Regions from separate parts of the Homo sapiens genome. Here regions 2, 3, 4 and 5 are each linked to region 1. The links are chromatin loops, found by intact Hi-C in ENCODE. Cell type or tissue: OCI-LY7. All regions are shown on one strand. Links, peaks and the distances in the headings refer to the core of each region. The heading gives the core; the rest is flanking DNA.

Evidence for each region. Peaks named below come from ENCODE experiments on the same cell type or tissue, not always from the same donor. Only the 100,000 strongest peaks of a DNase experiment are listed, where the experiment ranks them.
Region 2: a loop joins it to region 1, with 2.8 times the contacts of the local background. A loop is called at or near these places in 11 of 110 quality-filtered maps.
Region 3: a loop joins it to region 1, with 7 times the contacts of the local background. A loop is called at or near these places in 6 of 110 quality-filtered maps.
Region 4: a loop joins it to region 1, with 10 times the contacts of the local background. A loop is called at or near these places in 93 of 110 quality-filtered maps.
Region 5: a loop joins it to region 1, with 7 times the contacts of the local background. A loop is called at or near these places in 6 of 110 quality-filtered maps.

Annotation. Positions count from the first base shown.
Region 1 is chr7:129,090,034-129,094,363 of GRCh38, reverse strand. It overlaps the pseudogene LOC112267982. Among named protein-coding and RNA genes, the nearest start is that of TNPO3, 37 kb to the right of the region's middle. In OCI-LY7, for the core only: CTCF peaks have their summits at 2,464 and 2,671 (motif pointing right); a DNase peak (open chromatin) is centred at 2,673; H3K27ac peaks cover 469 bases.
Region 2 is chr7:129,007,291-129,011,620 of GRCh38, reverse strand. All of the region lies in intron 4 of TNPO3 (transportin 3), which reads left to right. Among named protein-coding and RNA genes, the nearest start is that of TNPO3, 46 kb to the left of the region's middle. In OCI-LY7, for the core only: no CTCF peak of the experiment used is centred there; DNase peaks (open chromatin) are centred at 2,040 and 2,880; H3K4me3 peaks cover 2,524 bases; H3K27ac peaks cover 4,000 bases.
Region 3 is chr7:128,882,122-128,886,451 of GRCh38, reverse strand. KCP (kielin cysteine rich BMP regulator) reads left to right here. Exons shown (of 40, transcript NM_001366122.1): 27 at 1,182-1,355; 28 at 1,589-1,671; 29 at 2,330-2,450. Among named protein-coding and RNA genes, the nearest start is that of SPMIP1, 18 kb to the right of the region's middle. RefSeq lists enhancers at 1,134-1,733, 1,958-2,217, 2,668-2,777 and a silencer at 2,523-2,817. In OCI-LY7, for the core only: CTCF peaks have their summits at 2,471 (motif pointing left) and 2,676 (motif pointing right); DNase peaks (open chromatin) are centred at 2,241 and 2,681; H3K4me3 peaks cover 589 bases; H3K27ac peaks cover 554 bases.
Region 4 is chr7:128,902,822-128,907,151 of GRCh38, reverse strand. It overlaps KCP (kielin cysteine rich BMP regulator), which reads left to right. Exons shown (of 40, transcript NM_001366122.1): 4 at 1-51; 5 at 789-873; 6 at 3,014-3,096; 7 at 3,332-3,425; 8 at 4,293-4,330. Among named protein-coding and RNA genes, the nearest start is that of KCP, 5.7 kb to the left of the region's middle. RefSeq lists enhancers at 2,289-2,793, 2,794-3,299. In OCI-LY7, for the core only: CTCF peaks have their summits at 2,110 and 2,312 (motif pointing left); a DNase peak (open chromatin) is centred at 2,321.
Region 5 is chr7:128,839,767-128,844,091 of GRCh38, reverse strand. It overlaps FLNC (filamin C), which reads right to left. Exons shown (of 48, transcript NM_001458.5): 9 at 3,932-4,069; 10 at 3,418-3,544; 11 at 3,122-3,258; 12 at 2,729-2,922; 13 at 2,525-2,638; 14 at 1,718-1,861; 15 at 1,394-1,517; 16 at 1,138-1,298; 17 at 773-863; 18 at 515-684; 19 at 179-296; 20 at 1-88. Among named protein-coding and RNA genes, the nearest start is that of FLNC, 12 kb to the right of the region's middle. RefSeq lists an enhancer at 1,149-1,653 and a silencer at 1,830-1,879. In OCI-LY7, for the core only: CTCF peaks have their summits at 1,714 (motif pointing left) and 1,913 (motif pointing left); a DNase peak (open chromatin) is centred at 1,941.

The sequences.
Region 1 (4,330 bases), core at 244-4,243:
TATATATACATTGTTGAATGCTTAATTCTAGCCAATTAAGTGCTTTACCTCACAGAGTTATGATTTTTGTAGTGACAGCACTTAACATCAAGTGTCTTAGCATTCTTCAAAGATAGAATATATCATCATTAACTACAGTCATCATGCTGTGTGACAGATCTCTTGAGCTTATTCCTCCTATCTAACTGTAATTAGGTGTGCTTTGGCAGACATCTCCCCAAACCTCCCCGTAAAACCCCAGCCTCTGGTAACCACCATTCTGCTCTCTGATTCAATGAGGTCAACTTGTTTAGATTCCACATATGAGTGAGATTATGAGGTATTTGTTTTTCTGTGTCTGGCTTATTTCAATTACCATAATGTCCTCCAGGTTCATCCACATGATTGAAAATGACAAGATTTTCTTTTCTTATGGCTGAATAATACTCCATTGTGTATATACACCACATTTTCTTTACCCATTCATTTGATTATGGACATTTTTAGGTTGATTTTTAATCTTGGCTATCATCAATAGTGCTGCAATAAACATGGAAGTTCAATAAATAAATAGGATTCATAATGCCTGTTGTTTTCTTATATCCATATATATAAATCATGTTTCTAGGTATATAAATGTCCCATTAATCCCTTTGATCACTCTAGAAAATGCTGTTTTTTCTTGAATACAAGAATGTTCAAAGAAGCACTCTTATAATAGCCCTAAACTATAAATATCCAAAATGTCTACCATGAATAAAATGGATACATTGTGGTATATTTCTACAATGGCATACTAGCACAATAGGAAAGAATGGTGTGCAACAACATAGATTAATTCACAGTGCTCAGCAAAAGGCATATATGTGAGTACATATTGTGTGATTCCTTCTATATGAAATTCAAAAGCAGATAAAATTAATCTATGATGTTAAAAATCATAATAGGAGTTACAGTGGGGGTGATTTGTGACTGGGAGGAACATGAAGGGGGGCATTAGGGAATGCTGGTAATGTTCTCTTTTTTGATCTGGAGGCTTAGTTACACAGGTGTACTCTGTGAAAATTATTTGAATGGTACATTTATGATTTGTGCATTTTTCAATTTTTGTTATAATTTGATTAATTTTTTTTTTTAGATGGAGTCTTGCTCTGTCACCCAGTCTGGAGTGCAGTGGTGCAATCTCTACCTGGTGCAACCTCTGCCTCCCGGATTTAAGCGATTTTCCTGCCTCAGCCTCTTGAGTAGCTGGGACTACAGGTGCACGCCACCATGCCCGGCTAATTTTTGTGTTTTTGGTAGAGATGGGGTTTCACCATGTTGGCCGGGCTGGTCTGGGACTCCTGATCTCAAGTGATCCACTCGCCTCAGCCTCCCAAAGTGCTGGGATTACAGGCCTGAACCACCACGGCCAGCCCATAATTTGATTATTATTTTTTTAAGTTAATTAACTAGCTGGGTGTGGTGGTACATGCCTGTAATCCCAGCTATTCGGGAGGCTGAGGCAAGAGAATCGCTTGAACCCTGGAGGCAGCGTTTGCAGTGAGCCAAGATCAGCACCACTGCACTCCCACCTGGGTGACAGAGTGAGACTCCATCTCAAAAAAATAGGCCTGGCGCGGTGGCTCATGCCTGTAATCCCAGCACTTTGGGAGGCTGAGGCTGGTGGATCACAAGGTCAGGAGATCGAGACTATCCTGGCTAACATGGTGAAACCCCGTCTCTACTAAAAACACAAAAAATTAGCCGGGCGTGGTGGCACTCCCCTGTAGTCTCAGCTACTCGAGAGGCTGAGGCAGGAGAATCGCTTGAACCCGGAAGGTGGAGGTTGTAGTGAGCCAAGATCGAGCCACTGCACTCCAGCCTGGGCGACAGAGGGAGACTCCATCTCAAAATTAAATTAAATTAAAAGTTAATTAACTAGCCAGACTAGTTACACTACTGTACACTAGGTACACTAGTGTGTACCTGTAATCCTAGCTACTTGGGAGGCCGAGGTGGGAGGACTGCTTGAGCCCAGGAGTTCAAGTCCAGCCTGGGCAACACACTGAGACCCCTGTCTCTTAAAAAAAAAAAAACAGTTGATGAAACAAAAATAATTGTTTAGCGGCCTTGTGCCGCTTTGGTCATATGTTTTGCTCTCTCTTCTTGTGACCAAGCCCTGGCAAGTTTAAGACTCTATTTGTGACCACAAAGCTAAGGGGTCCTTACAGGGGTGAAGGTTATGATCTCAGCTCCAAGATAACTGGTCCTGGAACCTAAACCAAGGGTGTGGGCAGGCCTACCCTTTTGCAAAATACTAGAAAGGCATTTGTAATTTTTTTTCAGTTTTTTTTTGTTGTTGTTGTTTGTTTGTTGTTTTTTCCATTTTTTTCTTCTCATTCTGGAAGAGGAAGAGAAGTGAGAAAAGGCAGTGAGAGTGGCTTACATAAGATGAAGTTTGTGAAAACACCTTGTAAACTGCAGGTTTTCTCATTACAAAGCAGTTTTTAATAGTGGGCAACGATAAGTGGGAGAACTGGGTTTGGGAAGCAGAAAGGGTGAGGAAAAAGAGAAAAAGTCATAATGAAGAGCGTCCCTCTGGTGATACCTTTTTTCCCTCCTTGCACCTGCCTTGGATCCAAGAAGAGCTTCCGGTCTTTGTTACAGTCAGCCCCTGGCGTCTGTTCCCCTAGCCAGGCGGAGTCCCGCTTTCTACCGCAAGAGGGCGATATGGCCACACTGAGCTGGGACCCAATTGCAGAATTGAGAGGAGTCGCTGTGGCCTGGGTTTAATCTGGCTTTGAGGGCTAGACCCCCGACTGGCCAAACCCTCCTCTGTCCCCTCCTGCCCCAAGCCAAGCTATGGAGAAACTGTGGAGCAGAAGAGCAGGGAGGCATTTCGCAAGTTGCATTTCATCTCTGGCGCATTGAAATTTAGGGCATGGGGTTGGGAAATTTGAGGGTGTTTTTTTTTCTTCCTGTGGTCTCATGGAGAATAAAATGTGCATTGCCTCTGCAAAGAGCTTGAAGACCAGGGCCAGGAATCAAAGTCCTTCTGGACCAGGGTCACGGGGGCTTTCAAAAGTGGAATGCTGGCCGGGCACGGTGGCTCACATCCGTAATCTCAGCACTTTGGGAGGTCGAGGCAGGCCGATTACTTGAGGTCAGGAGTTCAAGACCAGCCTGGCCAACATGGGGAAACCCTGTCTCTACTAAAAATACAAAAATTGGCCAGGCGTGGTGGTGGGTGCCCGTAATCCCAGTTACTCGGGAGGCTGAGGCAGGAGAATCGCTTGAACCTGGGAGGTGGAGGTTGCAGTGAGCAAAGATCCCACCACTGCACTCCAGCCTGGGCGACAGAGCGAGACTCCTTCTCAAAAAAAAGAAAAGAAAAGAAAAGAAAAGAAAAAAGAAATAAAGTAGAATATTGACACAATAGGCTTTTTAAAAAAACAAAATTTTCCCCACTGTTGAATGGTTTTCTCCTTCACTTTTCCTTTCCCAATGCTGCAGCCCACTTCTCTTCAACAACCTCACCTGAATCACACACATCAGAGCCAGAAGGGACCTAAAAGACCATTTGCTCCTGTGCTGCTCAAATTGTGCCCAATTGTCACTAGCACCAGAATCAGCTGTGCTTGTTAAAATGCAGATTCCAGGACCCTGACTCAGACGCCACTGGGTGGGTCAGAAACCTACATTTTAAATGGGCACGCACCCTCCTCCAGTATATACATGTGGTTATCCATGCGCACTAAATTTTGAGAAGTTCTTTAGTTCAGCTCTTTCCATTTACAAGGGAGGAACAAATCTCAGAGGTCAAGTGTCATGCCCAAGGTTATCCGGCAGAGTGGCAGCATCACTAGGACTGAAATCAAGACCCTGTACCCTGACCTCACATCAGGGTAAGTTTTTACTCCACGTTTCTGAGAGCCCTAGAGTTTTGAAGAGGTGCTTCAGAGGTTCTGCAAATATTTAATTGCAAAGTGACCTGTTTAAAAGAAAACAGAAATTTGGCATTTGCAACTTCTTATTATGTGAATCAGGATTTTAAAAAACCTTGTGGTTGCAAGGATCAGCCATCATGTTCATTTAATGTTATTGAGATCACTGCAAAAGTCCTACCTTTATTACTGGCTGACTTAGATAAAATAAACGGTTGAAATGCCACTTTTATTTATCTATTGGAATTCTTTTTAAAGTTTCATACGACAAAGCAATTCTACTGCTCTATATAAAATGTATTGGGCAATCACTAACTCTGCGAGCACAGTGTTAAGCACTGTGGAAATAAACAAAAACCACCCAAGTGAGAAGAAACAGAAGCTGTTTATTCAGCGCTTGCTTTAGCCAGGGTCTCAGCCACCAT
Region 2 (4,330 bases), core at 118-4,117, 83 kb after region 1:
CCTGTAATCCCAGCACTTTGGGAGGCCAAGGCTGGCAGATCACAAGGTCAGGAGCTCGAGACCATCCTGGCCAACATGGTGAAACCCCGTCTCTACTAAAAACACAAAAATTAGCTGGGCGTGGTGGCATGCAGCTGTAGTCCCAGCTACTCGGGAGGCCAAGGCAGGAGAATTGCTTGAACCCGGGAGGCAGAGGTTGCAGTGGGCCGAGATGGCACCACTGCACTCCAGCCTGAGCGACAGAGTGAGACTCCATCTCAACAAAAAGAAAAAACAAAAAAAGATACTTTTTACAAAGAATATCCAATCTGTAACTATGCCTTGTATCAGGTTCTTAGTCACAGTCCCACATTCTGTTCCTTGTTTAAAATAACATGACTTGTTGAAGAGATTGTACCAGTCATTTTATAGAATTATCTTACCTTTATGATTTTCTGATTGCCTCTCCTTCGTTTCCTTTAGCATGTTTTTCTTTTCTCTGTATTTCCTCTAATTGGAAGTTGTATCTAAAACAGCCCTTCTCAGTAGGGGTTCCTCAAGAGAATTAAGCCTAAAGCTATTCGTTATATGTAATGAATTCTTTCCTCTACATTAATAATGGTTCTAGCTATATACCGCCCTTAGGATAATTAAGAAGATGGGCACTCAGATAATTTTCTGAAGGGCTTAATTCTATACAATTTTTTTTTTTTGTAGATATAGAGCTTCTCTATGGTCTCAAACCTGGTCTCAAGTGATCCTCTCTCCTTGGCCTCCCTTAATGATGAGATTACAAACGTGAACCACCACACCCAACCTATAGGATATAATTCTTTCCTAGAATCCTGATTGAGAAAAACTGAGAGGCTTAGAGGATTAGTTTTTTAAAGTTAAATATTTTGGGCTAGAATATATCATAGGTACTTGATGCTATGTCTTAGTATATATACAGCGTTCAGTTGACCTTCTATTAGTGATGCTAGGGTTGACCACTGGATTAAGATGAAAGTCTGTTCCTTCCATTTTTAAAGTTCACTTTCCTCCTTTGTAATATAATGTAGTTTGTGTGATGGTAGCTTGTTAGTTTATGAATGTTCAATTCCCTATCAGACTTTAGCCTAATTGTTTTACATTCCAGTAGATAATCCCTACCTTAATCAATAATTTCATTATGGGCCAGGCAATGTGGTTTATGCTTATAATTCCAGCACGTTGGAAGGCTGAGGTGGGACGGTTGCTTGATGTCAGGCATTCAAGACCAGCCTGGGCAACATAGCAAGAGCCTGTCTCAAAAAAAAAATAATACATTAACCAAGCATGTTGGCATGCACCTGTAGTCCCAGCTACTCAAGAGGCTGAGGCAGGAAGGATCACTTGACCCCAGGAGTTCAAGGTGGCAGTGAGCCACGATTGTGCCAGTGCACTCCAGTCTGGGCAACAGAACAAGACTGTCTCTAAAAATAATAATAATTTCATCATGGGTTGCAAAATGATATTTGACTATTTCTGTTATTTCTTGTACATATAAGTTGGCATTCTTATGAGCTCCTACTAGAAAGGTAGGATAAATCTTAATTCTTTTCAAAATGAGGATTTATTTTAAAGCTGCCTTGAATTTTTTTTTTTCTGGCTTTGTCTTTTTGAAGTATGATGGACTCATGTTCATTTAGGTCCAACCAGGTGTCTCCTTTCCAAGTTTCAGAATCCCATTCTTTACCAGTCAGTTTCCTAACTTTCACATGAGAAGTGTGGAGGGACTGTAAATTCACCTGTTGTTTGTAATTCAGCAAGTCACACAACTAAGTTTGGTATACGAGTTTCAGCAGTACTAACTTTGTAGCTACAAAAAGTAAGAGCTGCTTTTAGACTGGGCGTGAAAGCTGTGGTGCTCAGACTGTGGCCTGAGGTGAGAGTTAATGGACTTGAATTTGTCATTTTCTTTTTGTAAGCACTTGTGAATTTAAAATAATCCCATCCACATGTATTTTGTGTCATGGTTACTGCCACAGCAGTCAACTACAGCAGCCACTTGGGCATTCAAGGCACGTGCCTGACTTAGCACATCATGACAATCAATCACAGGTGATATTTTGAGGAACTGTGATGCAGTCTGAAAAATATATTTCCTGTGGTGCTTAAAAATGTCTCTAATTTTGTCATGTAGCTTGTCATGTTATAGAACCCAGGGGATGAAATTAGTCCAAAATGGCCAAGAAAAAAATAGGCATGTGGCTGTAATGCCAGGTTCCAAACCCCTCTTAAGACCTTTTCTCATTTAGTTTCCTGCACACTCTCCTTTAATGATTACATTCTGTCCTATTTCTTGTTAGTATTATACTTTTGTGGTCTGTCCTAATGGACCCATTCCTAAACATGGTGTTGAACTTTTTGAAGTTTTAAACGTGTTTCTGCTTGCTCTCATAGCTAAACTGAACCTGTGCTTCTAACATTTTTGTCTCTTCACTTTCTATTTTGTTAATCTAAGATCTCAATTCTTATTTATCCCTGCTATCTTTTTACTGGTGAGCTCTTCTGGACTCTGTGGCATTTATCTTGAAGCTTTTGAGGACTTTAAGAGGCAGATTTTTAACATAGCATAGCTCTCAAAGAGGAACAGAAGATAACTGTTAGTTCTGATGTTTTAGAATGTATGTTTGATTTAATTTGCAGAATTTCATCTTTTCAAAGAGATTAGTTTTAGAAACAGGTTTTTTTCAGAATTTGGTCTTTCAGTTTGAGTCAATAGTTAGAATGTACAAGCAAATCCTTCCACTTGTACACATCATGTCTTATTAAAATTGAAATATCATTCAGGAAGTCTAAAGGCCAAGTGATTATGTAATGAGTTTATATCAACAGCATCAAAGATTCAATTGAGAGTTTGAGACAGGTTGAGGGGGAGAGAGAATGAGTATCAGCTCTTAAAGAGAAATCTCTCAGTGGCTCCAGTTCATGTTAAGGGAACTTAGTTACTCCGTTCATTTTGCTACTTTCAGCCTTGAACCGTATTAAATTAAGTGCTCCTGTGCATTTATTAGTTTACGTATTACATATTTAAATATATTGCATATATTAGTGTCATAGTCTTTTCTAAAAATTCTGGCCATTTTAGTGCCTGGCATCCCTGAATATTTTCTTTCTGAGTTTCAGGGGAACAAAGAAAGTCTTGAGTAAAAAATATCTAGAAGAACTTAATGGGGCCAGAACCATATTTGTGACATTTTCTTATCTCATCTAGTGTGTTTTCTGGTGACTTTTAAAGTGTTGTTTTATTTTTTAATTTTTTTGTAGAGACAGGGTCTTAACTTTGTTGCTCAGATTAGTCTAGAACTCCTGGGCTCAAGCGATCCTCCCACCTCAGCCTCCCAAAGTGCTGGGATTACAGGTGTGAGCCACTGCACGCAGGCTCTGATGACTTTTTACAAATACTTTCCCCTCTAAAGCAAGGGCTCTTAGTTCTTTCCTTTCCTGCCATTCTTCCTTCTTTTTTTTTTAGACAGAGTCTTGCTCTGTCGCCCAGGCTGGAGTACCATGGCGCAATCTCAGCTCACTGCAACCTCTGCATCCCAGATTCAAGCAGTTCTCCTGCCCCAGCCTCCTGAGTAGCTGGGATTACAGGTGCGTGCCACCACACCTGGCTAATTTTTGTATTTTTAGTAGAGACGGGGTTTCACCATGTTGGTTAGGCTGGTCTCAAACTCCTGACCTTGTGATCCACCCACCTCAGCCTCTCAAAGTGCTGGGATTACAGCCGTGAGCCACCACACCCGGCCCCTGCCATTCTTCCTTCTATAAATACTTGGATATTTACTCTGTGCCTCTTGTGGCTTTAGATAGTGACAGATGTCTCAGAAGTCTATATCCTAGACATAAACTTATGTGTATACTCATAGTTACGTGGTTAATTTCTCTGCAAGTTAGCTGCAACTCCACCTTTTTCCAACAAGCATATATAATGCAATATGCACAATAAATGAAAATGAGCGGAAGTGAGTCTGCATTTAGTTAGCAATCAAGTTCTGATGTTATTCATTACAAATGATGTATACTTCAAGCTGACATGCTTAAAACTAGTAAAATAGTTGGTTCATGTGTGATAGATGATTCTGTTTCCCCATGCTGTTAATATTTCATGGCTTTCTTTGGTAATACACGAATCATTATCCAGGTAAATTAGTATATAGCTAGTTACACTGATAATAATGTATAATATTAGTAAGATAGATTATTGTTGCAGTCTGCCTAACTTTACAGGCTTTTGAAATATAGGAAGTCCTTGATATTAATCATATCTTTGTTCTATGTATGTAAGCAAGTTTGGGAGGTAGCTATCGTGTAATGGTTAAGATCA
Region 3 (4,330 bases), core at 233-4,232, 210 kb after region 1:
GTAGCCCTACCCCTTGCTTCAGCCCCTTGGCCCTGTGTCCCTCTGTCCACCCCACCTCCCTCCCCTCAGCCAGCTCTTCTCCCACCTCCCTGCCCCAACAACTGGCCCTTGCATACACCCTTGCCACCTTCAGCTTCTCCTACCTCTCCCTGTCCGGGACTGCCCAGACCATCCCTCTTCCAGGTGCTGGTTAGAGTTCCCTCAAAGCTGCCTGTCTTGGGCTGGGTGCAGCGGCTCACATTTGCAATCCCAGCACTTTGGGAGGCCAAGGTGGGAGGATCACTTGAACCCAGGAGTTTGAGGCTGCAGTGAGCTGCATTTGCACCACTGTGCTCCAGCCTGGGCAACAAAGAAGACTCTGTCTAAAAAATAAAACAAAAAGCTGCCCCTCTTCCTAACCACACCCCATTCATCATCATCATCATCATCACCACCATCATCATCATCATCAAGATACCTGACATTCAGTGAGCAGGTAGCATGTGCCAGGCCCTGAGCACTTTACGTGTATTATCTCATTTAATCAGCACAACAACTTACCAGATAAGCACTCTTAGTCCTCCTATTTTACAGACGAGAAAGTGGAGGTACAGAGAGGTAGAGAAGGTGGCAGAGTCAAGATGGACACTTGGACCATCTGGCTCTGAACTTGAGCCTTTCTTAGCCTGCCCACTGCCCCCTCGTCCCACACCCTGCGCAGTGTGGTGGTGTTTCTACAGAACCACAGAACTGTCATAGCATTTCACTTGCTCTGGGAGGGAGGCAGGACAGAGGAAATCCCCATTTAACAGATGAGGAGACTGAGGCCCGGAGAGACTGAGTTACCTTGGGCACATGGTTAGCGATGGAGCCATTCACCTGGTCCACATGCATTTATGACACAGCTGCTGCATGCCAGGTCTGTGGCCGGTGCGGGCTGCACTGGGCAGTGCCTGCTGCCTGGAGCTTGGTCTTGAGAGCAGGTAGGAACAGAACAGGATTAGAACCCAGGTGTTCTGAACCCCTCCCAGTGCCTTTCCCCTCCACAACAGACAGGAGTTCTGCCCCATCGCACCTTCCCGCCATATCCCTGCAAACTCACTCCTGGCGCCACGTGCCTAGCTGACCACTGAGGGTGGGGGCCAGGAGCAGATGTCCAGATCTCAACCTCCGAGCTCGTCCCTGCCCACTTTGCACCACAGGCTGCCTGGCTCATGGGGAAGAGCACCCCGAAGGCAGTAGATGGGTGCCCCCCGACAGTGCCTGCTCCTCCTGTGTGTGTCACGAGGGCGTCGTCACCTGTGCACGCATCCAGTGCATCAGCTCTTGCGCCCAGCCCCGCCAAGGGCCCCATGACTGCTGTCCTCAATGCTCTGGTACTGGAAGCCTGGGGCGGGAGGGGAAAGGCGAGGAGGGAGCCCTGGGCCCACACCTCCCTGCCGCTGCTGGGCCGGGTGGCAGAGACAGGCAGTTGGAGAAGTGGCCTCCGTCCTTGTGCACACTCCACTCCCTGGGATCAGGGGGAGGCTGGAGATAGAGGACTCCACCCCTGCCTCGCTGCCAGCCTGAAGGACCCCTGGTCCCGTTCTGCTCTCACTCCACCCCAAAGACTGTGAGCATGAGGGCCGGAAGTACGAGCCTGGGGAGAGCTTCCAGCCTGGGGCAGACCCCTGTGAAGTGTGCATCTGCGAGGTAGGTGAGGGCACAGTGGTGGGGCTGGGGCACCTCGTCGGGGGGGAGTGGGCAGCATGGGATGAGGCCCAGCCAAGCTGGTCACTGCATGGAGCAGGCACTCTGGGGGCCAAAGGAGTGTATCCCTGTGGCCAGGAGACAAGGCAGGGTTGGGGCCAACAGGGCCAGGAGGTCTGGGTTTAGACAAGGAGCGCAGGTTCCAAGTGTGCAGGAGGCCGTAGGTGGCCCCCCTGGCTGCAGTGCAGGGCGGGTGTGTATGGCCGGAGAGCCACCTGGGACGTGGCTAGGGGTCATATTGTGGAGATTCTATTTGCAAGGCCATGGAAGGGCTTGGAGCAGGCAAATGACATCACAGGTCAGGGTACTAAGCCATGGGCCTGGGGAGGAGGATGGCATGAGCCTGCCGGAGGATCAAAGGTCACATGAGGGCTCAGGCCCAAGTGACTTAAAGGAGAAGGAGACATCATCTCAGAGACTAGGGCATGGGGTGAGGAGCACGTCTAGAAGACACTGAGTCTCTCTTCAGCCTTGAGTTCAGGGCCCAAGACATGTCCCGGAAGAGGCTGCAGCAGGCAGAGGGAGGGGCCGGAAGTCCCGGCCAAGGGCAGCTCTGGGTTTTTGTGGCCCAGGACCCACCGCTGCTCACTCATTCTTGTAGCCACAGCCTGAGGGGCCTCCCAGCCTTCGCTGTCACCGGCGGCAGTGTCCCAGCCTGGTGGGCTGCCCCCCCAGCCAGCTCCTGCCCCCTGGGCCCCAGCACTGCTGTCCCACCTGTGCCGGTGAGTCCAGGGATGTGGGGGTAGATGAGATATGAGGTTAGGGCTGCCACCCCCTGCCGCCCTTCCTCACCAGTCCCAGCCCCAGATTCTTCCTGACTCCAGTGGACTGTTCTGGAACCCTATGCCTGGCCGGCGAGGGCTGCACCATCCCTAAGGGAACTGGGGAAGCTGACAGGAACCCTTTGCCTCTCCGCAGCTGGGTGCAGTTTGTGGAGCATCTTGGCCAGCAGGTGGCGCTGCAGGGCGACAGTTGTGCTGAGACGTGAGGCCCAGGCAGGCAGGGGGTAGCCCAGCCACAGGGGTGGGCGAGCTTTTTTTGTTGTCGTTGTTAGAGTAAAAATTTATTAAGATTGGGGGGAAAAGTAAAGAAACAGTTTTATTTTTATTACAAATATTGAAAGATGGCCAATTTCTGTCTCCTGGATTTAATAGTTGTTTACCTAACACAGCCATTTTACATTTGTTGTGGAGGGAATTTTTTTCTGTTTCTGGTCCTATACCAACACTGAAATGATAACCTACCTTTGCAATACAGGTGAACGTTATCCTTACATAGAAAAAACAGGCCGAGGTTGGTAGCTCACGCCTGTAATCCCAGCACTTTGGGAGGCCAAGGTGGGAGGATCACAAGGTCAAGAGATCGAGACCATCCTGGCCAACATGGTGAAACCCCGTCTCTACTAAAAATACAAAAATTAGCTGGGCATGATGGGGCATGCCTGTAGTCCCAGCTACTCGGGAGGCTGAGGCAGGAGGATAGCTTGAACCCGGGAGGCAGAGGTTGCAGTGAGCTGAGATGGTGCCACTACACTGCAACCTGGCAACAGAGCGAGATTCTGTCTCAAAAAAAAAAAAAGAAAGAAAAAACATACTTTTTTTTTTAATGATAATCCTATTTTCTCCAATTTGGTTTTTTTATTTGGGTTTTGGTTTTTTTGAGACGGAGTCTCGCTTTGTCGCACAGGCTGGAGTGCGGTGGCACAATCTCGGCTCACTGCAACCTCTGGATTCGAGGGATTCACCTGCCTCAGCCTCCCGAGTAGCTGGGATTATAGGCATGCGCCATCAAGCCTGGCTAATTTTTGTATTTTTAGTAGAGATGGGGTTTTAACATGTTGGCCAGGCTGGTCTCGAACTCCTGACCTCAGGTGATCCACCCGCCTCAGCCTCCGAAAGAGCTGGATTACAGGTGTGAGCCACCTCGCCGACTTTTCTGTTTTTTGTTTGTTTGTTTGTTTGTTTGTTTTTTATGGTGGTAAGACACTAAAATGTACAATCCTAACCATTTTTAAGTGTACAGTTTGTGGTATTAAATACGTTCATAATGCTGTGCAGTCATCCCTGGCATCCATCAGGGAGGGCTGCTCTGATCAACACTTGCTAGGGGGTGCTTCAGGGGAAGGGAAGAAGACTAACATTGATTAAGCACCTGTTCCATGCCACAGACTGTACTTGGTGCTCTTAATAAAGTCTCTCGCTTCATTTTCATAGTTACCCAGTGAGGGAAGTATTATTAATCTCTTTTTACAGATTAAGAAACTGAGGCTCAGAGAGGTGGATTAATCCAACCTAATAAGCACAGGCACTGAGTGCTGGCATCAGGATTCGAACCCGGGATGCCTGGCTGTGTGCTTCCCTGCGCAGTTGTAGCCACACTGTATTACAGATAGCGGGAGGGAGAGCAGGCCGCAGACTGGCCATTTTTAGTGACCTCAGGCTAAGGAAGCCATGGTTGGTCTGTTTCCAGTCACCTTGCACCCCCACCCGGCCCCAAATAATAGCCTAGCAAAGTTTCTTTTAAAACGTGTAAACTTGACTGAATTGAAGAGAAAGAGGACTTATCCTCCCTGGAGTCAAGGTGCTGGGATATGGGTATGCTC
Region 4 (4,330 bases), core at 84-4,083, 190 kb after region 1:
GGCAACGGGGAGACCTTCTCCCCAGATGCCTGCACCACCTGCCGCTGTCTGGTAAGCTCCCAGGACCTACCTGGATATCCCTCACCTGTCTGCCTCTCTCCAGCTACCTGTCACTGCAGCGTGGCACTCAAGATGTCGCATAATGGGCTCTGCCTGCCACTCCCACACCTTGCCACGGTGGCTTTCAGTTGATTCCGAGTAGGAAAAGGAGCTCAATGCCCACGGACACTGGGGGGTCCCCAAGCCACTCAATTCAGACCTGGCCAACAGTGGCATGGAGGGCAGAGAATGTATTAGGTTGGTGCAAAAGTAATTGCGGTTTTTGACATGACTTTTAATGGCAAAAACCGCAATTACTTTTGCACCAACTTAATAGTTGCTTGTCCTCCTATATCACCTCCCACTCTTCCACTGCCCATCTTCTACTTCGGAACCCCCTGGCCTGCCTATTCTCCCTCACCAGTTGCCACATCCACCTTCCCCCAGTCTTTCCTTCCTCCTTCCTCCCTGAGAAAGTCTTCGGTCTTCTTCCTAGGATCTCCCCTCTCTGGGGAATGTGCTGGCACCTGGAAGAGATGGTTTCCTAGGGTTAAGAGCATCAGGAGACGATGGGAGTGGGGGCGGGATGTCTCTTTTCTGCCTTTACACAGAGGGTAGCCCACATCCACAGAGCCAACTCATCCTCTTGCCCCTATGACATGTCCCAGCCTGGGCTGAGGTTTTACTTCCAGAGGCCCTGCCCTCCAGGAATCTGATGTCTGTGCAGCCACCTCAGTCTGCTCCCACAGGAAGGTACCATCACTTGCAACCAGAAGCCATGCCCAAGAGGACCCTGCCCTGAGCCAGGAGCATGCTGCCCGCACTGTAAGCCAGGTCAGCCTCCTGCCAGTCTCAGCCCCACCTCCTGCTTGCCTTCTCTGGCCCACAGACACAGCCTGCCACCTCAGTGAGTCTGGGACATGCCCAGGGGTGCCTACCCACTCACTCTGACAGTGGCCAGGGGAGTGCAGAACCCATGCACAAATCAGCAAATACTGGCTCTGGCCTGGGACTGAGCCAGAGACCATAGGGAAACAGGCACAAAATCTTTTTCCTGCCCTCAGGGAGCCTCCAATCTAGTTGAGAAGATAAGCTCATAGCCAAGCTACCACAAGATTGAAGACCCAATGAGCAGATTAAGAGGAGGTGTAGAAGGCAGTGCAGTGTGTATTTTGCCAGAGGAGGGCACAGGAGGCAGGGGAAGCCCGTCGAGGCTGGGCAGTCAGGGGGCCTTTACAGACAATGGGTCCTTTGAGCTGGGTCTTCATGGGAAAGTGGGGTTCCACCTGAAGGAGAGGGAGTACGTGAGGTTCCTCTGGGCACAAGGACAGGGTGGAGAGAGGTGGGTTGCAGGAAGTCCATGTGGGAAGGCCAGTGGGAACAGGCTGCTGTAAGCCTTGCAATTAGGACTTTTTTCTATGGGCAGTGGGGGGTATTGAAGGCTGAAGCAGCGTGTGGCATGGTCAAGGGGGCGCTTGAGGAATATTCACCTGGTGAGGGCTAGATGCAGACAGAGGCGTCGGGGCTGTGACAGCAGTTGTCTAGGCATGGAGCCAGGGATGGCAGTGGGCTGGAGAAAGGGGGATGTTTCTAAAGGACGGGCAGGAGCCGGTGACTGGCTGGGTCCCCTGGAATAGTGGAGGCCGAGCTTGGGACACTAGGATAGCAGTGGTGCTGGGGACATGAAGAGAGCTGGGAGGAAGAGGAGGTCATGGCTATGCAGGGGGGTGTTACTGGCTCATAAGGTGATAGTGTTGCCAGATTTAGCAAATGAAAGTCTAGAATGCTTTGTTAAATCTTAATTTCAATAAACGGCATGTAAGTTTTTAGTATAGGTATATCCTATGCAATATTTAGGACATTCTTATACTAAAATTGACGTCTTATTCTTCTGAAGTTCAAATTTTACTGGGCATCCTATATTTCATCTGGAAGCCCCTCCGAGAGAGGAGTCTCAGTTGGTAGTAAGAAAGGTGGGACAAGGACTCAGACCAGTTGGGTCTGGAAATGCAGCCTGGAGTGCTGGCTGGAGATGAGGACTAAAATCTTGGGGGTTGATGGATCTCAAAGAAAAGACACACAAAGAAAAGACCCCTGACCCCCGCTCCCCCAACACACACACACACACTCTTCAGGGCACGTGGTGCCTCAGGGCCACTGCTAGCCTATATGATGTCTTTGGTGAAATTTTAAAAGGCACCCTTTCCTCAAGACACTACTTCCATCTGTTGTAAAATAATGGAACCATGCTGATGATGTGCCTATCGGACACTTTACTGCCATCTGCTGGAAAGGGGTAGTAAATATCAAAGTCTCTGATGTCTGTCACGTGAATGGTGCCCCTTTAATGTGGCACCCAGTCCTTTGGGTCTCTTACTTGGGGGTCTGGGCCTGGTTTTCCAGGCTGCCCCAGGGCCACGGGGTTGGGGAAACATGGCATCCAGGGCCCTGTGTCATCTGCACCTGCCAGGTAAAGGAATCAGCCACCACCCACATCCCTGCTGCTGGGCAGACTGCCGGCCTGACCATGCCAAGCCCAAATGTGGGGGCTAGGCAGGGCTGCTACTGCCACTGCCCAGGCATCAGGGCTGAAGCCTGCTAGGCCTGCAGAGTAAGCCAGCTCTGGCAAAGGAGAGGGATGGAACAGGAAGGGACGAGGAGGGAGAGCAGGAGAGAGAGAAAGAGGGAGGATGGTGGGGGAAGGGAGGGCTGGCTCAGTGTCTGCCCTGCAGACAGGAGCCGTGCAGTGCCAGGGGCCCTCGTGTTCAGAGCTCAACTGCTTGGAGAGCTGCACCCCACCTGGGGAGTGCTGCCCCATCTGCCGGCCCGGTGACCTCCTGCCCTGTCCTGCCCTGCCCCGCCATCCCTTCAACCCCAAGGGTCCAGTACCTACTTGGGGTCATGCCTTACCTCAAGTGATGTCCACCCACCCTGCTGCCTGGTGACCCACTTGTCATCCTGCCAACCTTCCCAGGCTGTGATTATGAGGGGCAGCTTTATGAGGAGGGGGTCACCTTCCTGTCCAGCTCCAACCCTTGTCTACAGTGCACCTGCCTGGTGAGTCCACCTGTCCCCTCTGCCCAGGCCCTGCACCTCCCTGGACACCTGCCCTGCCCTGGGCCCTGCCTGCCACTCCTCCAGCCCCCTCACATGCCTCCCGAGAGGTGGAGCCAGCTAGGTTCTCCCTCCATCCCTGCCCTGTGCCCCCCTCCTCCGAGGGTGCCCAACACCCGCCCACCCAGCCCTCTGCGGGAGCCAGACCTGAAGCCTCACAGCCACTGGTGCATTACAGAGGAGCCGAGTTCGCTGCATGGCCCTGAAGTGCCCGCCTAGCCCCTGCCCAGAGCCAGTGCTGAGGCCTGGGCACTGCTGCCCAACCTGCCAAGGTGAGAGCCCCTGGCCCCTCCCTGGTAGAGCCACAGGTAGGTTGTCGTGCCATTTCTTGAATTCCAGAGCCCACCTTGCCGGCCTCCAGTGGGTTTGGTCCGTGGCGGAGCTGGAATGCCTGAGCTCAAATTCTGCCATTGCCACCTAGTGCTTGTGTGACTCTCTTCCTCAATTTCCCCATGTGTAAGGTGCAGATAATGATATTCCATGCCTCATAGTGCAGCTTAATAAATGTTTGCTTTCTACTTTGTGCTCCCCAATCATGAGACATGGGGTCAGCCCTCAGGGATGACCCCTAGAGTGTGACACTGAGTCATACACTAATGCAAAATCTTGTAACAGCCAAGGGCAGGAATAGAAGCAGGCACCAGCTAGTGTGCGAATTCAGAGGAAGGAGACCGAATCCAGCCTGGGCACAGGAGGGAAAGCGTCCTGGAGGCAGCTGGTCCCCAGGTGGCCCTTAAGGATAAAGAAAAGTTAGCTTGGTGAAGGGCTGAGGAAGGCAGTGAGCCTTCTAGGAAGAGGGGAGAAATCAAGCACAGGCGTGGCCCTGACACGGAGGGTGAGTGTGCAATGTTGGCTGGGAAGGTGTGAGAGGTGACGAGGGGCCAGAGATAGGTGGGGCACATGGGTGTGGCTATGCTCTGTCCACGGAAGACCAGAAAGGGCGGGCTAAGGAACTGAGGCCTCACCCTGCCTGGGGCACTGGGAGCCACTGGGGAATCTAGGCAGAGATCTGACCCCATCTAGTCTTGGCTCGGGAGAGAGCCCTCAGAGGGCATGTGGACAAGGAAGGCGGGCAGGCTGAGGCTGGGGTCCAGGCCAGCTCCCACCAGGCCTCCCTCTTCTCAACCCCTCAACCCTAGGCTGCACAGAAGGTGGCTCTCACTGGGAACATGGCCAA
Region 5 (4,325 bases), core at 1-4,000, 250 kb after region 1:
GGCGAAGTCATCCGCACATCCAGTTGGCCCTGACCGCCAGCCCCTCGTGTGTTCACAGAGAATGCTTGTTCCTGTCCCACAGCCACCTCTGCGTGGAGGGCAAGTGACACCATGAGGAGACTCCGGTCCACCCTACCCGAATACCCCTCACTCCCAGGGTGGCTCTTGCCCCACTTACTGCTATTAAGGCCCTGAACTTTGATTTTGCTGAGGTCCAGCGGGGGTGCCACATTCACCACAAAGGGGCTCTTGGGGACAGGGTCCCCGCCATAAGTCACTGTCACTGCCATGTTGCCCTGTTGGGTACAATGGTAGGTCAGAACTGGATATAAGGCAAGGTCCTACAACATCCTGGTGGTGAATATGGGCTCTGAAGCTCAGATCCACCATGAGAGTGAGGGCAGGAGGCAGGAAAGGCGTGGAGGATCCAGAACTGGTCCCATGGGACTGGAGGAGGGAGACCCAGGGCTCTGGCGGGCCGGCCGGGCGGTAGCATGGGAGGGGCAGAGCGCACCTGCTGGACAGCGGTGTACTTGACAGTGTAGGAGTAGTCATGGTTGTCTATGATCTCAAAGTCCCGCACAACCTCGCCCTTGGCTGTCCCTGCAAACTGCACATCCAGCTTGGCCTTGCCGGCTCCCTTGGTCAGCACCGTGAAGTGGGTGGGCTTCCCGACTTCCACACCTGAGGACCCACCCAGAGATGTGGTGAGGGCCTGGCAGCCACCTAACCCCAACCTCGAGCCAGTCCCAGCCCCTGCCCAGACACTCACCTGTGCGATTCAGCCCAGGGCCCTCGGCCTTGACTTTGCTGGCATCGTGGGATGGGTCCACCTTGATGTGGAAGGGGCTGGCGGGGATCTCCTGGATGTGGAGGAGGCTCAGTCAGGGCTCTCGAGGGGAACACACCCCTGCTCTCAGCTAGATGCTGGCTCAGGACACACCCAGGGGACCCAGCATGGACAGGGGCAGCCTCCAAAAGGGCCCCCTTTGCTTCCTCTGAGGCACCCTGCCTCACACAGGTAGGGCTCCACCATGTCTGCGGAATCATCCCTCCCTGTTCCCAGTGACAGCATCTCCAGCTGCCTTCTGGAGCTGGCAGGTGCATGTCGCTGTGAGTACCCAGGAGCTTAGGTACCTGGTTGGCAAACAGCACCATGATGGTGTAGCGGCCCGCCCCTGGTGGCGTGTACTTGACGGTGAAGGTGTCGTTGTCATTCTTGATGATGTCGAAGTCAATGTCAGCCTCTGCAGGGCCCACCACGCCTGGGGCGCACTTGATGCCGATGCTCACGTCGCCTGCAGAGAAGCGGGCACTGCTGTGAGTTGGGCTCAGCCCCCGACTCGACTCACCCCCGCCCCCTCCCAGACCCACCCCTTCCGGCTGGGCGCACCTTGCCCCGCCTCGCTGCAGTCCACCGTGAAGTAGGTGGGCTCATTGGCCTTGAGGCCTGTCTTCTCCACTCCGGGGCCGTACACCTTTACCCGCTCGGGGTGGCTGCCCTCGCCCACGTTCACCTGCGGGAGGGGTCGCAGCTCAGCGTGGTGCCCTCCCTCAAGGCTCATCCTCCTGCCCAGCGCACCCGGCCCAGCCTCAGTGGCACCAGCCCAAGCCTCAGTCCCAGCCTGAGCCCAGGGACAACAGGGACTCCAGCGAGGGTTCCGCCCTCCCTCAGGGACCCCTGGTGGTGGGCACGGGGCAGGCCGGGAGGACGCACCCGGAAGGGGCTCTTGGGCACGTTTACGCCTCCCCAGGAGATGATGATGGTGTGCTTAATGGGCTTGGTGGGCACGTAGGAGCAGCGGAAGGTGCCGTCGCCGTTGGGGATCACCTTGATGTCGATGGGACAGCCGTCGGCGTCCTGTGGGCATCACCCAAGCAAAGTTCATAGCTGTGGCCTCTGCAGAGCGCCCTCTGCTGGCCGCAGGTGAACCCAGCGCCTCCTTTCCCACCCCCAACACTGGCACTCCCGCCCCCACACCAGCCACTGAGGCCACCAGAGCCCAGGGCCACGTGCTCTGGCGGCCAGAGCCCACCCTGGGAGCCTGACTCAAGGCCATCTGTATGGCTTGCTCTCCCAGCCTAGGTTTCCTCAACTCTGAAATGTGTTGGACAGGAAGAGTGTGGGCTAAATTTATGTTCCTAAAACTGAATCATGAGCCTTTCAAAGAAGAATCACCCTCTTAGATCCTCAAGAATATGTTCATTAACCTCTAGGGGTCAATGGACACCAGTCTGAGAAACTGACTTGGGAAACCAGTGTCTTATTCAATGAAACAATCTTTCAATTACAAATTAGCACAAAAATGACTCTTTGGTAAAATACGTTTTTAGGTTATCATCGTTAAGAAAACACAAAATTTAAAATTTTCCATGGTACTGATGGGCCCATGAGTATCAGTCCTGCCTGATCTTCTGTGATGCTGTCATTTCCTGCTGGGAGGCCTCTGCCTCTGGCCTGGCCCTGCCTTCCAGGGTCCCTGCCATGGGTAGTAAGGGCAGCAGAGACTGGACAATGACCTACCTGGGCATAGAGCTTCAGGTCTCCCTTGCCAGCTGCACGAGCATCAATGGTGAACTCAGCGGGCTTGTCCACGATGCAGCCGGTAGGCTCCAGGCCAGGCCCAAAGGCCTTCACCTGTGCGGAGGGAAGAAGGCTGAGTTGGGGAGGGGAGGAGAACCAGCTTGCCCCACCCCCGGGGCAGGTGTGTGTGAGCTGGGACCACACCTTATCTGGGAAGCAGTCAGGTGGGGCGGGCAGGATGTGGGCAATGAAGGGTGAGTCTCGGATGTCCTCATCGTCACAGATGACGTGCACAGCGTACTCCCCAGGCTCCGTGGGCCAGTACCGCACATCGCAGGAGCCATCCCCCTTGTCGTCACATTCGATCTTGGCTTGTGAGGGCCCCTCGATGGAGAAGCCTGGGGCAAGGTGGGGGAGGGTCGGGGATCCAGCATCAGGCAAGACCCTTCCGTCCCCCAGCTCCCCTCTAGCTGCCCTCATGTCCTATCTCCCTGCTCACCCCAGCGCTCCCCAGCATGCGCACTGCACCCATTACCCACAGTGTCCCCTGCTGCCCTCCCCCGCAGCACTCCCTCCTCCTGCCCCCCAGCCACTTACCCAGTGTCCCCACCTCGGTGCCAATGGCTTCCACCACAAAATCGGCTGACTTGCCCACCTGGCCAGTCTCCAAACCAGGACCCCAGGCCCGGACCTTTTGCACTCCTGCCTCTGGGCTCACCTGTACCTCAAAGGGGCTGGGCAGAGAGGGAGCTGGTGTCCATGCCAGGAAGTGCCCCCCAAAGTCCCTCGCAGCCCAAACTCCATCTCCCCTCAAACTCCCTCGCAGCCCAGTGCCCCTCGTCCCTCCCTGTGATGGCCTAGACAGGACAGCATGGGGGGCGCAAGGTACTCACCTGCGAGGGATGGCGTAGCCGCCCCACGTGATGGTCACCACATACTTCCCAGGCACCACCGGGTAGTACTCGCACTCGAACACACCATCCCCAGCCTCCCGCACCTTCACTGGCTCCTCTGTGCCCTCTGAGGAGATGGGGGCAGGGTGGGGAAGAAGGCAGATCAATATCCTTGAAGTCCCAGCTCCTCAATCCCCTCAAGGAGCCATTGGGACCCCGACCCAGCCCGAGGGCAGTGCTGTAGTGAGCAGTGCTGCAACTCAGGGCAGGGAACACTTGTCATCCCTGTGCATAACACCCCGTATAGCACTTAGGGTGGAGAGAATCATTCCTGGCTTGTAGACCAAGAAACTGAGGCAGAGAGGAGACAATGAGCCTGAGATTCTGGGGTGCCTCTGGTCACTGTGGAGCTGTGGTGCTGGCTGTCACTGCCCTCTGGGAGTCAGAACCACTGGCCATACTTCCCTTATGATCCCCCAGCCCCACCCTCACGACCCTGGGCTCTGGCACTCACTTGGCCCCTTGACCGTGACCTTGAGCTCCCCGCTGCCGGCACCCTTGGTAAACACCTTGAAGTCAGCCACCTCTTTCACGCGAACACCCTTGGGCTGCAGGCCTCGCCCAGAGGCGCGGCAGGCGTTGGGGTTACAGGCTAGGGGAGGAAGAGAAAGGAGGTTGGGGGTGCTGAGGGGCCTTGGACCACTAGCCCCCACCTCCCTGTGCACAGTCCTTCTAACCCCTCCCAGGCACAGGCAGTGGCCCACGGCCCTGCTCTGGAGCCCTTTGTGTCCCCAGCACAACCGGGGCTGCCGGGCTGGAGCTGGCTACAGGCCCCAGATCAGGCAGGTTACAAGAAAGTTTCCGAGCCAGTGCCACTGGGGAAATGCATGGCAGAGCCTGGGCTGAGA